Regions from separate parts of the Homo sapiens genome. Here region 1 is linked to region 2. Evidence: chromatin contacts called from ENCODE Hi-C or POLR2A ChIA-PET data. All regions are on one chromosome and are shown on one strand. The core of a region is the stretch at or near the end of the contact, and the rest is flanking DNA. Distances in the headings are between cores, read along the strand shown. Region 1 has its middle 35 kb from the start of MSL3. Region 2 overlaps ARHGAP6 (Rho GTPase activating protein 6).

What was found. Hi-C counts contacts between places; a loop is a spot of excess contacts on that map. ChIA-PET counts read pairs that join two places held with the same protein, here RNA polymerase II (POLR2A). Pooled maps may share reads with other maps.
Region 1: a map with no recorded cell type shows a loop between it and region 2 (5-fold over the local background). The contact joins two enhancer-like sites. A Hi-C loop is called at or near these places in 2 of 37 single-sample maps with no recorded cell type and 7 of 50 pooled maps. POLR2A ChIA-PET finds 5 or more read pairs at or near these places in 3 of 52 experiments (A549, Caco-2 and activated T-cell).

What each region holds. Positions count from the first base shown.
Region 1 is chrX:11,790,560-11,794,973 of GRCh38, reverse strand. No RefSeq gene overlaps it. Among named protein-coding and RNA genes, the nearest start is that of MSL3, 35 kb to the right of the region's middle. Within about 2 kb of position 1,998, at least 5 of the 41 ENCODE cell types and tissues checked have a DNase peak (open chromatin) inside an H3K27ac peak, as active enhancers do.
Region 2 is chrX:11,538,287-11,542,704 of GRCh38, reverse strand. The region is part of intron 1 of ARHGAP6 (Rho GTPase activating protein 6); the gene reads left to right. Among named protein-coding and RNA genes, the nearest start is that of ARHGAP6, 130 kb to the left of the region's middle. Within about 2 kb of position 1,789, at least 2 of the 41 ENCODE cell types and tissues checked have a DNase peak (open chromatin) inside an H3K27ac peak, as active enhancers do.

The DNA of each region.
Region 1 (4,414 bases), core at 749-3,248, 250 kb before region 2:
AACAGTGCCAATCAGCTAGCTGGTCGATGAAACAGAATAAGGTCTGTGTGCATCGCTTTGGATTGATTTTCCTTAAGAGAAGCATAAAAGAAAAATTGCCCCTCTCAGATATGTAGGCTCCAGGCTGGGTTCTAGAAGCCTGGTCCTATCAAGTCAGAGGGGAGGAGCCAGTGCTCAGGCTGAGTGCTCAGGAGTGGAGGAACACATCACAAAATGAAAGGTTAATACAAAGGAAACATCCATTTAGAAGGGTTAGGAATAGATTCTATTCCTTTTTATTTTATTTTTGAGCCATTTCCTGGAGAGACTTATAGGGGTACAGAGAAAACTTCCCCTTCGCCCTCTAAAGGTTCACTGAAAATCAGCTGACAAAAGGCAAATTAATAAAGGAAAAGGCATGCAATAGTTTACTGTAACGCGCATAGCATGGGGGAACCACAGGAGAATGATTACCCTCTGACCGACAGCAGCGCAGAAGCCCATATGCTCTTTTTCATAGGGGACGGAGAGATGGCTCTCCTATCAGGTTCAAATCAGCCTCGTTGTGCTAACTGAGGCCAGGAGGCTTCACACTGAGTAGGTGGCCAATTAAATGCTGATGAATCCATGGTTTATTGTGAGGCTTTCACATGCCTACAATCATGCAAATATATTCAACACACAAGGGCACTAGTAAGAGAGAGAGGAGGGTCACAGCTTGATTATCTTAGGAGGCCAGCATGCTGACTGACAATCCAGCAGGTCCTGTTATTTTTTCCTAGGTCGGGGTTGGAGCGGGTGTCACTGTCACTGCTCTTCTCCCAGCAGACCTTCCTACAGCCCCTGCCGATGGAACAGAGGCCTCAGAGTTGCCACGTGCAGAGCTTCTGCTGGCATCTTGACCGTGGTCAGTTTCTTTGTGGTTTTTATGGCCCTCCATGGCCATGATCTCAGCCACCTTTTGGCTTCACTCGCTTGTCAGGTCTCAGCAGTGCCTGGCCACAGCAGGTGACATCTTCTATACATATGCTTATCACTCTGAGGGGTCAGCAATTTCACTGTAGGCTGAGCCATTTGTCATAAGTGACACCATTTTGAGACATTTGGGATCAAGAAACATGATTACATATCATCGGGGAATTTAGACAATTATTTTCGGGGGCAGTAAACCATTAGGGAGAATAAATGGACGGTGGAGGTGAGAAACAGACACTAAGAAAGGTGAGAGGTGGAGGTGCACAGGAAGAAAGGTTGTCTTATTATGCAGATGGAGTCTTCCAGGTCATCTTTCTGAGCTGCCCTCAGAAGAATAGATGAAAAGTCTGTCTGGGTCTGGTGCTAACTCCCAGTTTTTTATCTTCATAGATGGTTGATCTTTCCTAGATATTTGATGAGATCCCTAGGGAGGCGGTTTAAGACAATTACATTTCTTTTGGAAAGATGCTTTCTTAGTGAGATAAGGAAATTCCAGAGACAGTCCCTCCCAGAGCTTGGGGGACAAGAGGGAGGCAGGGGGAGACAAGACAAGGTAAGAGGGACCTTGATTCTGACGCCTCTCTGCATGTCAAAGCATGAGTCTTGGGGTATTGCTTTCTGAGCCTCAACAGACTCATGTCAGGCAGAGGAGCTGAGATAACTTCTATGGCAGGAGTAGGAGGAGCTCAGGCAACAACTGCTATTCTAGTGATGTATAAATTTTCAGTCTAAAGCAGTTCACATGTTGTCTGTGTGAAGCAATGAACACTGAATGCCCAGAGCTATTTTAACACATGAGCTATATGGACAAGGATACACAAGAGAAGTTAATCAAGTCCCTTCACACTTACCAAATAGGTACTTTGTAAAAGCAACTCTCCAGAGAGACGTGGGTTTTTCTCACAATTTCCCCCGGGGAGCACACTGGGCCACGCACCTCCCTCCAAACCTCTGCTGCACCATCTCAGGAAGCAGAGGCCTGGAACCGTGCCTGAAACTCCTTCACTCTGCAGGTGCGTGGTGACAGCCTGGCCCGGGTGGCAGGCTGGAAAATATGACGACACAACCACAAAAGGCAGCATTTTCACACTAGCTCTTACAGACTGTTAGTATCTGTCATTCAACATTAGAGAAAAACAAAGCCCAGAGGGCAGCAAGATGAGAAGTATTTCTATGCTGGTGTCTCATTTGCAAGGAAAAAATAAAATGTGACCTCATAAAGCACCAAAGTATCACCAATGAAATAAGAGATGTTAAGAGTTTGCTGAAAAGTGCAGAAGTTAAAAAAAGTACTAACTACTAAAAAGTGGTCAAGAGGGTTTTGAAGTCATAACTTTCCTTTTGATTCATTATTCAGAACCCAAGAACTCAAATATTTGGTGTCATGGGAACATAAAGCTAGTAAATGTGTTCTGCAAATAGCAACTATCCCACTGTTTGTCTTTTGCTTACCAAATAGCATTTCACGTTATCAAATATCCTTTTTCCCAGGACATTAAATGATTTTATGGAATCTAAAAAGCAATGGTAATTAAGTAAGGAAAAATGTTGTGCCTCCATGTGTACCCTCAAGTAATAAACAGATTCAATACATGGTGCTTGATGCTATTAGTAGGGGATGATGCAGATGATACGAAAATAACAAATACAAGCTCACTATGTGATCATTTTTGTATTAACTTCAGTTAGTTTCAGATACTTTATGTGGGTATTATTAGAATCAGAGATTTCATTCCTACATAATTCATTTTACTTTATTTTTTATTTTTATTTTTTGAGACAGGGTCTCACTCTGTCACCCAGGCTGGAGTACAGTGGCACAATCTCAGCTCACTGCAACCTCTGCCTCCCAGGCTCAAGCAATCCTCCCACCTCAGCCTTCCAAGCAGCTGGGACCACAGGCGTGCATCACCATAACTGGCTAATTTTTGGATTTTTTTTTGTAGAGACAGGGTCTCTCCATGTTGCCCAGGCGATCCACCTACCTTGGCCTCCCAAAGTGTTGGGATTACAGGTATCAGCCACTGCTCCTGGCCTCATAATTCATTTTAAATCTATTTAGAATGCAGGAAAAACACTATTTATTTAGACCAGAGGTCAGAAAAATAAAATCCACAGGACAAATCCTGCCTGCCACCTGTTTTTCTGTTGTTTTTTTGTTTGTTTTTGTAAATAAAGTTATATTAGAACATAGCCACGCCCATTCATTTATGTATTACCTCTGGCTGCTATTACACTACAATGGCAGAGGTTGAGTGGTTGCAACAGAGACTTTATGGCCCACAAAGCCTAAAATATTTACTACCTGGCCCTTGACAGAAAATATCTGCTGACTAATACACTAGACATTTCATTATTTACCCTCACTATCACTATGGCACAATAAATAACATATGTAAAATTTCAATATCTGATTTTCCTGGAGAAAATTAAAGGAATTTATATTAAGTTTTGGTATATTCCCTGCAAATATGGCTGCCAAGTAGTCTGCCTTTGCCATCAAGACCTGGAGTTTATTTTCCCTTCCCTTGAATATAAGGTGGTCTTGTGACTTGCTTTGGCAGCACAATATGGTAGAAGAGGCCTGTCAGCTTCTGCTTTCCCTCTTGGAGCCCTGAATCACCATGTGGAGAGTTTGTCTCCTCTGCTGGAAAGAGAGGCTCAGCCAGTCCCAGATACACCAGCTGTGGTACCAGTCTTTGAGTGAAGCCATCTTGGAGATCCTGGCTGCAGATAAGCTCCCAGCTGAATGCAACCCCAGGAGTGGCCACAACCAACAGTGTGGAGGAGAAGAACTGCCTAGCTCAGCCTAGGCAACCAACAGGGTGGGGAGAATAAATCATCATTTTAAACCACCAAACTGTCATTATGCAGCAATAAATGAACTCAAAGTTTTGATGTTCCATTTAGTATTTCAAACTTTCTTTAGGATATTTTAAAATAGTTCTAAAACAAGACAACTCTATCGTCTTCTTTTATATCTTAAAAGCAAGAAACATCATTCTGTTCAGATGGCAGTGTGAGCAGATTGGATGAAAAATGTCTCTCATAAACTGCATGTAAGACATGGAGACTCAAAGAAAAAGCAAAGTTATCTGGCAACAGCAATAAGATACAAAATCTCATCTAAATGCTGAGAAAAAGATTTTTTTTAATCCACGAGCTAAGTGGTCAGGGTTTTCAGAATCTCATTTTTTAAGAAAGCATTTCTTTTCTCAATCTATTTGTCTTACTAAAAAGCAAGCAGGTCAGGAGAAAGAGACTTCAAGGAAATAAAAAACATTGTTAAATTTAAGTTAGCTGGTGGCAGGTGATTTACAATTGACTAGTAATATAAGAATAAAAATTGAGAAATACTCCCAGAAAAAAGAGAAAATAGAGGAAAACAATAAGAGAAGAAATTGATGCAAACATGACAATAAAAGTCTTCAAGACAGACATTTCGAGCAGGGGATTGCAT
Region 2 (4,418 bases), core at 540-3,039:
CCATCATGCCTTTCTGAAGGCATTGCCTCAAACCCAGACTTGAAGTTGAGCATACTGCTTAAATTAGGGGATTGGGGCAGGGGCATGGGCATGATCTACCCATAAACCATAGATGGTTTCTTCCACCCCCGCATTCTCCCTCTTCTGACTCTATTGACCACTCCCTCTCCCCACCAATTCTCTCTTTTTATTTTCTTGGCACCAGAAAATCTTTTTTTTTTCTTTTTATCGAGGTGGTGTCTCACTTTGTCACCCAGGCTGGAGTGCAGTGGCGCGATCTCGGCTCACTGCCAACCTCTGCCACCCGAGTTCAAGCAATTCTCCTGCCTCAGCCTCCGGAGTAGCTGGGATTACAGGCACCCACCACCACACCTGGCTAATTGTTTTGAATTTTTTGTAGAGATGGGGTTTCACCATGTTGGTCAGGCTGTTTTCAAACCCCTGACCTCAGGTGATCTGCCCACCTCAGCTGGCCTCCCAAAGTGCTGGGATTACAGGTGTGAGCCACTGCACCCAGCTGGAAATCTTAAGATTTAATTGTCTTCCAGTGAATGAGCTGAGAGAAATAGGATTTATTTAACCAGAGTTGTCTTCTCCTCTTGGGAGTGAGAAAAAAAAAAAAAAAAAGTAGGGCTTTGCCTAACCATTATTTACAGCTGTAGAAAACCAAATGCACAGTCTAAATCTAAGTAAGGAAAAACACAAACACAACCTTAGAAGATAGAAATCATTCACAAAAAGCTCTGCATTTGTATTTCAGTATGTGATGTTATATGCTTTCAGTCCAGTTCAACTGACATTTTGAAACCAAACGCTTATACAGTGTTTGCAGTGATTTTAAAAATATTAATCAATGTTATCCTCATATCAATCCTATGTAGTTGTTATTATTACTATTATCCCCATTTCACAGATAAGGAAATTGAGGCATAGATAAGTAACTTGCCTAAGGTATGCAGCTAGTAGTGGTGGCTCTAGGATTTCACATTTATTGAGCAATCAGTAAATGTGCTCAGTCTTGGGCAACAAAGACAAGTAAGAAGCCAAGCAGTTTTGTGGGGAAGACCTCTGAATGGTTAATCCTGTGATGGAGTGGTGAGTGCTATGTTAACTGCTGGATTAATTAAGCCTTTTTAATTTCTATATTTCTGATCATTTGATATCCAGAGCCTTGCTGATCCTGAAGGGACTGCCCCTCCCCTGGGAGAGCTAGCTAATTCCTAGGGATGGTAAACAACTCACTTGGAATTATACCTTTCCTATGTGGACCAACCAATCCAGAGCCCATACCCCAACCACCTCATTTATTGGGCTCTCACAGGGCTCTCAAACCCTTGCCCTAATCACCCCAGGCCAGGTACCAGACACTAGAGATGGACCCTACACCCCAGAGTCCACTTAAATTATTCAAGCTAGCCAATCCTAAGCCTGCTAGCCCTGCCTCACCCATTCCTTTCCACACAAACCACAATAAAGGCTCTTGCCCATGTTTTCTCCTTGCTTCCTCTTTCCCCTGACCAGCCCTGGTGCTTCCCCATGTGGCCCTATGTGGTGTGGCATGCCTCTCCTCTTGGGAACTGTGTGTAACAAGCTGTTTTCCCAAAGGCAATTGTCTACTGATCTGTTAGCCCCACTATACCTGAATAATAACAAAACTTACATTTAGAAACATTTGCGTGCCTGTGGAGCCCCATGCAGGCACTCAGGAGACAAGTACAGCTGGACGCTGTTTTCAAGCTGCTCACAGCTGTGCTGTACTGGGCCACAAAATGCAATTCTTCTGCCATGGTTGGTGCACAGCAGCTGTTTGGCTCCCCACTGGCCTGGTCTGTGTAAGTGTAACAGATGACTTCCATGCCGTTCTTAAATTACAGCCCAGAGAAATCAGTTGGTTTAAATAGTCTCACTTATGGACTACTTCCAACGCCCTATGATTGCTTTGTCCCTTCTTTATTTGAAGGTTCACCATGTTCTTCTTTACAGAAGTACACTATGTTCTTCTATAGAATTTTCTGCATATTCTCTCAAGCCTTCTTGGTGCCAATAAGCCATCTTCAACAATGAAAGCCACTGGTGGCTGCTGGGTAGGAGTTGGTCACCTTTGGAGATCCCAAAGAGGGATCTAAGACTCTCTCAAGCTGGGGGGACATCAAAATGACCAGCTATTTGGCCAAGGAAAGACAGTTATCTGTCCTATGGGTAATTTTGCTTGTGGAACTCTGCTCTCTACCCCAAAGGTGACCATTTGCCATGATTATTGAAAAGAGGATTCCAGATCTGGGCGAACAAATGAAATTTGAGGTTTCTTATAGCATGGGACCCCCTCCTCCTCCTATTAGCTGCTCTGTAAAGCTGAAGTATTGCTCCTCATGGTAACTTTTCTTATTTAAACCTTTTCAATATTGCACTTGTTGAGGTTTTTTTTTTTTTTTCTTTTCCTTTTTTTCTTTTTTGACAGAGTCTTGCTCTGTCACCCAGGCTAGAGTGCAGTGGCGTGATCTCGGCTCACTGCAACCTCCACCTTCTGAGTTCAAGTGATTCTCCTGCCTCAGCCTCCTGAGTAGCTGGGATTACAGGTGCCTGCCACCATGCCTGGCTAATTTTTGTATTTTTAGTACAGACGGGGTTTCACCATCTTGGCCAGGCTGGTCTTGAACTCCTGACCTCATGATCCGCCTACCTCGGCCTCCCTAAGTGCTGAGATTACAGGCATGAGCCACCGTACCCAGCCTGAGGTTTGTTTTGTTTTGTTTTGTTTTGTTTCACTTTTTGTCCCTGGATAACCAATGAGATTAGGGGCTTATTAATCTCCTCTGGCTAGTTATCTCCATTAAGCTTATTGATTTTCATTCTAAATAGGTTCAAAAGAGCTGTTTATAGACTTAACTAAAGGCTTAATGGCTGGCGATTTGGAGGTCTGTATCCTTTGCCAGAGTGAGGATAAAGTCACATTCCTTTTTCTATTCCCAACCCCTCCTAAAACAGTGGGAGGCCGTAGTTAGGCACTCCACTAACATTTATTGAATGTGGGTATTTTCTGATGTTGGATCGCTTAGGCTAGTTCAGAAGTGGGAGCTGTGGTCTGGGTCTCTGTGAAACATCTCCTGAGAGGATGAGAAAAAGCTGTTTACTCTCGAGTGTCTGAGTTTATGCCCATGTGGATGGTTAGCGGGTCTGTCATTCAGCAGGGTAGGCAACTCTGCAGAATGCCATGGAAATTACCTTTCTTGAAATCCATGGAACAATTTTAAGTTGAAATCACAGTAATGAAACAAAGCTGTTATGGGGATGGTGTCAAGAAAGTTCAGTCATATTCCAAAGTCCTCTCAATTTGCATTTGAAGGGTGGTGCATTAATTGTCTCAATGGCTCATTTCTCAGACAGTTGAATGATAAATTGTTAGAACTATAGCAGTGGTTCTCAACCAAGAAAGATATTGCATTGTCTGGAGACATTTTTGATTGTCATAACTTGGGGAATGTTACTATAGTAACACCTAGTGGGTAGAGGCCAGGGATGCTGTTGAACATTTTAAAAGGCACACAGTGGGCCAGGCACAGTGGCTCATGCCTGTAATCCCATCACTTTGGGAGGCCGAGGCGGGTGGATTGCTTGAGGCCAGGAGTTCCAGACCAGCCTGGCCAATATGGAGAAACACCATCTCTACTAAAAATACAAAAAAATTAGCCACGCGTGGTGGCACACACCTGTAGTCCCACCTACTTGGGAGGCTGAGACGTGAGAATCCCTTGAACCCAGGAGGCAGAGGTTGCAGTGAATTGAGATCACGCCACTGCAGCTGCACTCCAGCCTGGGTGACAGAACGATACCCTGTCTCAAAAAAAAAAAAAAAAACCACACACACACACACACACAGTGGTCCCCACAATAAAAAGTTTTCTGGCCCCAAATGTCAATAGTGCCAAGGTTGAGAAATCTTGATCTTTATTAATCTAACATCTGGATTAGTTTCAATTAATCTATGCTGAAAAAATAAGTGTTCAGAATCTAAGAAATGGAGAAAATGATTAATTAAAAATGAAGTACCTTAATATTTTTAAAATTAGAAGCATTTAGACATTCAGTATTTGGTTTTTATTGTACACATTATAGGAGTTAATTCTTTATTAAATTGAGAAAAAAATTATAAAAATATTGAGTTCTTCCTGAAATCTGCATAAAGAAAAGAGCCATTCTGGGTCTTCTCTGTGAGTAATTGAATTTTTGGGGTACAGCTTGTGTTAGTTACTCTTCTCCTAAAGATACATTTTATAGACAGGTGCTCAGCCATAAAGGGCCAGGAAAATCAAAGAAAATATAATTTAAGGTCTTAAAGTCCCTTTTTATTATCAGATTTCACTGAGTGTGGGCACATGAAACATGAGTCCATGATCTTCTGATAGTTTCAGATGTCTCAG